Linked DNA regions of Homo sapiens: regions 1 and 2 are each linked to region 3. Evidence: chromatin loops called from intact Hi-C (ENCODE). Cell type or tissue: endothelial cell of umbilical vein. All regions are shown on one strand.

Region 1 (2,500 bases), 500 kb before region 3:
AGAGGGGATAAGACTGAGTGTTTGGTAGCATAATAGGGAGACTATAGTTTACAAAATTTATTACGTATTTTAAAATAGCTAGAAGAGAAGATACGGAATTTTTCCAACACAAAGGCATGATAAATATTTGACGTGATGAATATCCCAATTACCTGGATTTGATAATTATACATCATATGCTAGTATCAAAATATCACATGTACCCTATACATCTGTTCAATCATTAGGTGTGAATAAAAAATTAAAAGAATAAATAAAACAGGCATAGAGAGACTATGTGACTTATCTAGAAACAGAGAAATCATTAACAGCACTGGGATCATAATTTAGGAATTTTGAATTTAGCAAAGTTTAAATCGAAATCCACAGGAAGTGATGAACTTAAGGTCTAATCTGTATTGTTTTGATATCTGAGATCCAGGGAAATGGGATGCAATGTCAGTCATAATTTTGGCTGTGGCTGTCCACTAAAAACACTTTATTTGAGCTGGGGGAAAAAAGCAGCATTATAAATCTGAATCACTTTCCTAATTCATGCATAAGCCCAGTCATACTCCATGTACTTATAGTAAAGCTAAACTAAATTTTAAAGTTTACAGCAGGATTCCATAAGCAAAAACATTTCGAGTAAAAAGTCAAGAAATTAAGTCAGAATGCCTTGTACTTAAATTGAGAAACACAACCTAGGTTATAGAACAAGTCTATACCAAAACAAATCAAGCCCATATCTGTTTTTTTTCCATTGTTAGTGAACCTGAAGAAAATGCTGGAATATATTTATTCCATTCGAGAACAACCAGAAGAGATAAGAACTGTTAGGTGAAATAAATCTCTCTAGATTTATAAGGTAAAACTTGATCACTGGTTTTTGATGGCTAACATTCACCTACTCTTTTCTTTATAGATAGTTTCTTGAATCTCTAATCAAAGAGAGCTCTTAATCTTTGCTTTCCTCAATATTTAACAACTTTTGAAAATTAAACTATGCACTTTACATTAGGTGATAATCCCCAAGATAAGGTCCTGTCACTTTAAGAAGCAGATATTTCAGTTCCCAAACCAGACAAAGATATTTAAAAGATGCACAGAGCAACGCAAAAATTGTCAGAAGATATTTTCCAACTGACTACATTTCTGAAGCCTTATTATTCCTTGTTTAATTGCCTGGTGCATGGCTTTTTCTCAGTGCATCATATTTTGGCTTTACCCTTCCAGTTTTACATACCGCCCTCTAGTCTTGACTAATGGCTTGACTTGCCTCTTGGGAGTAACTTCTCTCTTGACTCAAACACAGTCTTTGTCACATAAACTACTTTTCTAATCGTTGACCACAACTTGCCACTGCAGTAACTGTCCTTTCTGAAGGCTTTCTGAGGGGTACCTTTTGCTCAACCAGCCAGCTGCTCTGTTACCCTTTGCTTCCCTCCTCTGGCAATATCTAGTCATTGCAGTCGCCTTCTCAAGTTTTATTTGAGTTCTTACACATTAGAGTTCGTTTCTGACAAAGTTTATCCATTCCTTCAAGAAATATTTATTATCAGTCAATTACTAGACAGACAGATTGTGAGGACAAAGAGTTATACAAATTAATTTTCTTTCTTGGTCATTGCTGATCTTTGAGTGGTAAAAAAAAATCCAATAATGACTTGTTTATCATTAGCATTGCCTTCCTGGACCCTCATTATCTGTATTTCCTTAATTGCCTGGGGTAGTTATTTAGGACGTATTTTGGATAATATTATATTATAATTATTACTTTTTAATAAATTATCTTATTTATTTATTCTTTCACCTCTCACTCAATATTAATTTATAAAAATCTTATGCATTAGGGCCAAAACATTGGTGATACAATATGAACACAAGAGATCTCTAGCATAAAATTTAGCATGAAGTCTGGCAGAAACCCAGCTATTAAGATCAGTAATTAAAATAAATTTATCTTGGAAAAAATTCAGAGTAAATTAGAAATATAAAAGAAGGAACATTTGAAGTATATAAAAAGTATTTATTTTCAAATATATACTTTCCGTATAATGAGAACATTATGCCAAAACTTCCACTAGTGTTTGCACATGCTAACATAATCATCTTTTTTTATGCTTTTATGTTTATGCTTTCTTTTTTGTGGGGGATCTACACATTGCCCAATTCATAGAATTATAGTATATACTTTTGAAAGTAATAAAATTACATGCAATTATTTTATGTTATATATTTTCTATTAATATATATTTTAATATTATACTGAGTTGAAAATACTGGTAATTTTTTTCAAAAATATTAAATAAGTAACAGGATCATAGGCTCTGTTCTAGATACTGTCAGAGCCACACAGAACATTCAAAACAGCAATGTAGAGATACTCCTTCACTTTTTACAGGAAAGGAAAACCATTTCAGTCAAGTTTAAGGGATTTCCTTAAGACTAAATTTCTAAAAAGTGGAAGAAATGACCTTTCAGTTGAGTTTCTGCTCTATTTCCTCTTCTTTTTCACTAT
Region 2 (2,500 bases), 310 kb before region 3:
GTTAAACAATAGAAGAAGAACTAAACAATGGAAATACAAAACACCAAGAAAACAAATAACAAAATGACAGGAGCAAGTCCTTACCTATTGATAATAAACTGAAATGTAAATAGATTGAATTCTCTACTTTAAAAATTATAGACTGGCTGAATGTATATAAAGAAAATAATCAACTATATGCTGCTTACAAGAAACTCACTTCATCTGTAAAAACACACATAAGACTGAAAAGTGAAGAAATAGAAAAAATATATTTGATGCAAAAGGAAACCAAAGATGAGGAAGAGTAGCTATATTTATATCAGATAAAATAGGCTTTAAGTAAAAATCTATAAACAGAGACAAGGTCACTATACAATGATAAAAGGATCAATTCCACAAGAGGGCATGACAGTTCTAAATATAAATGCACACAACATTGGAGTACCCAGATATAACAAGCAAATGTTATTTAATCTAAAGGTAACAACAAATCATAATATAGTAATATTTGGGTACTTCAACACCCCACAGATAAGCTAGATGAAGAAACAGCAAAGAAAATCACCTACCAGATATTTACAGAACATGTCTCCATAAACAGCAGAATACACTTTCTTCTCATTAGCACCTTTTACATTATACAGGATAGATCATATGCTAAGCCACAAAACAAGTCTCAAATAATTGTAAAGATCAAAATATTATCAAGTATCTTTTATGACCACAATGAAATAAAACTAGAAATCAATAACTAAAGCAACTTTGAAAACTGTATAAATACATGGATATTAAATAATATGCTACTGAATGACAAATGGATCAAAGAAAAAAATAAGAAAAAAAATTAAATGTTTCTTGAAGTAAATGGAAATAGAATCACAACTTACCAAAACCTGTGGGATATAGCAAAAGCAGTACTAAGAAGAAATCTCATAACACTAAATCCCCACATCTGAAAAGTAGAAATATTTAAAATACACAATCTAACAACGCACATCAAGGAACTGGAAAATCAACAACAAACCAAATCCAAAAGTAGTAGAAAAGAAATAATAAAGTTAGAGCAGAAATAAACAAAATATAGACTAAAAATACAAAAGTTCAATATTTTAAAAGCTGAGTTTTTTTTTGGAGAAAGGAAACAACATTGACAAAATATTAGTTAGACTAAGAAAAAGAGAGAGAGGGAAGTCCCAAATAAAATCACAAACAAAAAAGGAGACATTACAACCGATACCTCAGAAATACAAAGGATCATTAGAAACTATTATGCAAAACTATATACCAACGAATTGAAAACCTAGAGAAAATGAATAAATGTCTGAAAATACACAACTTACCAAGATATATTCAGGAAGAAACAGAAAACATGAATATACCAATAATGAGTAATAAGATTGAATCAGTAATAAAAAGACACCCAACAAAGAAAAGCCCAGGACAAGACAGCTTCACTGATGAATTCAACCGAACTTTTAAAGAAAGTCGATTTTGTCGATTTTGTTTCCTTTGTCAAAAAAAAAAAACAAACAAACCCAGCTTTAAAAATGCCAATACTAATACCAATTCTCAAGCTTTTCTAAAAAAAAAAACTGAAGGGAAAGAAATTTTTTATAATGCATTATAGGATTCCAGCATTACCTTGATATCAAAAACAGGCAAATGCACAACAAAAACTGAAACTAGAGTCCAATTTTCCCTCCCTTCCCTTCCCTTCTCCTTCCTTCCTTCCTTCCTTCCTTCCTTCCTTCCTTCCTTCCTTCCTTCCTTCCTTCCTCCCTCCCTCCCTCTCTCTCTCTCTTTCTTTCTGATAGCGTCTCGCTCTGTTGCCCAGGCTGAAGTGCAGTGCAGTGGCGTGATCTCGGCTCACTGAAACCTCCACCTCCCGGGTTCAAGTCATTCTCCTGCCTCAGTCTCCTGAGTAGCTGGGTTACAGGTGCGTGCCACCATGACTGGCTAATTTTTGTATTTTTAGTAGAGACAGGGTTTCCCCACTTTGGCCAGGCTGGTCTCGAATGCCTGACCTCATGATCCGCCTGCCTCAGCCTCCCAAAGTGCTGGGATTACAGGCGTGAGCCACAGCGCCCGGCCGAGGCCAATATTTTTGTGTGAACATAGACGCAGGATACTCAACAAAATACTAGAAAATTGAATCCAACAGCACATCAAAAAGATTACAGACGATGATCAAGTAGGACTTATCATAGGGACATGAGAATGGTTTAATATACAAATCAACAAATGTGATACATCACTTCAACAGAGTAAAGGGCAAAATTCATATTACCATCTCAATATATGCAGAAAAAAGCATTTGACAAAATTTAACATTCTTTAATGATAAAAAAAACCATGAATAAATTAATTATAGAAAGAATGCATTAAAACATAAGAAAGTCCATATATGAAAAACCCAAACCACCATTATACTGCATGAGGAAATGTTGAAAGCTTTCCCTCTAAAAACTGGAACAAGATAAGAGTGCCACTTTCACCCATCTTACTGAACATAGTACTG
Region 3 (2,500 bases):
TGATGGGCTTGAAGGATTAAAACACAGTAACTAAAGAGTTACCTGAATACTTAAAATTGCATATGCTATAAATCTTTCCCAGAAATTCCAGTCAGCATTCACTTTTTACTATAGATGAACAAAAACTAACACAATGTTTGTGGCATTGGTTCCAAAGCCTTGTCTTCCCACCTCTTAAGTTAGATTACACTACCACAAATAAACCTATTTCATGCTTACCCATAAAAGATGCAATGCACTTTGGGTCTTTTGTATTTGTTCTCTGAGCTGTGCTTGCTGAGAATGACAAGTGCCAGGAACAACCATCTAGGTCAATCCTGGTGGAGCCTGGTTATTGATAAAGTAATTTTTCCTTCCAATTCTAAAAAAAAAAAAAAAAAAAACTTCCCTCAAAGCTCTGGGCACATAGCAATAATAAGAGGATTTAGAAACAAATTGCTTTCAAGTCATGTTAAATCACTGCAAACACTCATTTATCCAAAGGCTGGTTAACAAACTTGTTTCTGCCCCACCCTTTGCAGCAAAGGGCAGAGAAGAAAGCAATCCCTTAACCCAGTTTCAAAGTTTGTAAAACACACTTGTGGGATCCTTAGCGCCCCCCTGTTTCTGCTGCACTTAAAGCCCAATGAAATAAAAAATGTGCACTATCACTCTAATATATAAACCAGGACTTTTATGAAAACTGATTTTGATAACCTCCCTCCAAATAATAAAACTATTCCTCTGTTTCTTAGGGTGCAGTTTGTCCTGGCTCAAACAGTTTGCGCTCCTAGGGGGTGGACGGGGGAGGGTGAAGAAGGGATTACGTACAAAATATTTCCTTCTCCTTTTCCGCTCCAGTAACGGGGGGATTGAGGAACACAGAATATACATGATGCTCTACACTTCAAAGAGGTAGTCAGCCTCATTACTGAGGCTGCCGTATATACAAACCTCATCTCACTAAATTCTGGGGTCCACGGGAGTAAGAATGAAAAAGAAAAACGAAAGGCAGGGATCTGTTTGATTGACACAGCAAGGGAAAAAGTAAACCTGTTACATTTTAGAGGCATTTTAAAAGGCAAATTTAAAGTGTTGTTTTGTTTTGTGGGTGACGGGGCATGGTTGTTTTAAAGGCTCTAGGGTAAAGGGGCATAGAAGGCTATTAATGCCACTATCTGATCTTGGCTCCAAACAAAATGCTCTTGGAATTGCCCTTGGCTGGAGCTATCTAGCGGGAGGCGGAGGACCAGGCTCTGTTCTGTTCGGCCGGGAAGAAGACCCTACCGTCACTCCGCCGGTCCCTGGCTGGCGCCACAAAGACTAGAAGTCGGAGAGGCGAGACCTCTAGGGGGCCTGGGCTCAGCGACGCTGGTGCGGACACAGACCCCTATGACCCAAGAAATCTTGTAGAGCCCCCAAAAGGCGAGCTCTCCAAAGCAAAATTCTCTGGCCTGCCCTATGCTGATTTCGCCGCTAGGAGACGCCTGTAACCCACGTTTGCGGAGAGAGTTCCATTCAAACACATCTGCTACCAAAAATAAAAATAAAAAATAAAAAAAAATAAAAGCAGCTCAAGTGTTACAGTGGATGTAGTGATTATTTACAGGCAAATCTGGCCATCTCATCTCCACCTCTGGAAGCTCTCTGGCTTTCAGCATATGCCCCAAGTCAGCTCAAACTTCATCTACATTTCAGGGGTAGAAACCCTCTTCCCCAGTTTCTGGATCTGCATTGTCATTCAGCTGCATGTCTCCCACATGCAAACACGCGCGCACTCGCGCGCACACACACAAGTGTTTCCATACGTACAAATGAACGCATTAGAAAATTACCGTCATTTTTTAAAAGGCTCCAGGATTCTGACGAGTCAGCTTGAAGAGCTCAAAACATTTCATTTCAATTCTGCAGATCTGAAGAAAAAGAAAGGGGGGAGGGGTGGAAGTACAGATGCAATACCGTATTAATATTCAGATACACTATAATCTCCTTTTCATTGATCCACAGGTCCCTTTATACACTGCCGCTCCATTCTCAGCCGCAGACGTGATGCTAAAATCATTTTAACTGCAGCGGTTTTCGCTTGGCTTTGGCCAGTCTTCAATTTACTGCAGCTGGAAAAGGATTAGCCATTTTTGCTGGAATCCTTTCCTTCTAAGCGCTCAAAGGCAGGACCCATCTTCATGAAAGAGCCAAGTGCGGGGGCCGGGGGGACCCGGCGTTGCGGGGAGTTGGGGCGCGGAAATCAGGGCAGTAGACGTGCATTCGCGGGACTCTCAGAAGCACGTCTCAGGCTACTATCACGCCCATGGACACTAGCCCTCCTTAACTCCTTGCCAGGAGGAAATGGCAACGTATCTCCAGGTCGGAAAACGACTCTACTTTTCCCGCAGGTTGTGGTGGTGTATTCTTGGGTCATTCATTACCAGAAAGCAGCAAAGGACCTTCCTATCTCTTTGCATAAAAAGGAGATTGAATAGGGGCTTCTTTCGTGAATAAACAACCAATTCCTTGCTAGTGG

Evidence for each region. A loop is a pair of places that touch in the nucleus more often than their neighbours do. Peaks named below come from ENCODE experiments on the same cell type or tissue, not always from the same donor. Only the 100,000 strongest peaks of a DNase experiment are listed, where the experiment ranks them.
Region 1: it touches region 3 in a loop (7-fold over the local background); 2 of 110 quality-filtered maps call a loop at or near these places.
Region 2: a loop joins it to region 3, with 6 times the contacts of the local background. A loop is called at or near these places in 3 of 110 quality-filtered maps.

The regions. Positions count from the first base shown.
Region 1 is chr4:132,640,976-132,643,475 of GRCh38, forward strand. The region is part of intron 1 of LINC01256 (long intergenic non-protein coding RNA 1256); the gene reads left to right. Among named protein-coding and RNA genes, the nearest start is that of LINC01256, 51 kb to the left of the region's middle. In endothelial cell of umbilical vein, a CTCF peak has its summit at 1,432 (motif pointing left); a DNase peak (open chromatin) is centred at 1,426.
Region 2 is chr4:132,840,051-132,842,550 of GRCh38, forward strand. No RefSeq gene overlaps it. Among named protein-coding and RNA genes, the nearest start is that of LINC01256, 250 kb to the left of the region's middle. In endothelial cell of umbilical vein, no CTCF peak of the experiment used is centred here; no DNase peak of the experiment used is centred here.
Region 3 is chr4:133,145,385-133,147,884 of GRCh38, forward strand. It overlaps PCDH10-DT (PCDH10 divergent transcript), which reads right to left. Exons shown (of 9, transcript NR_125885.1): 2 at 1,815-1,892; 3 at 220-361. Among named protein-coding and RNA genes, the nearest start is that of PCDH10-DT, 2.5 kb to the right of the region's middle. In endothelial cell of umbilical vein, a CTCF peak has its summit at 1,418; DNase peaks (open chromatin) are centred at 537, 1,457, 2,097 and 2,397; H3K4me3 peaks cover 1,887 bases; H3K27ac peaks cover 1,111 bases.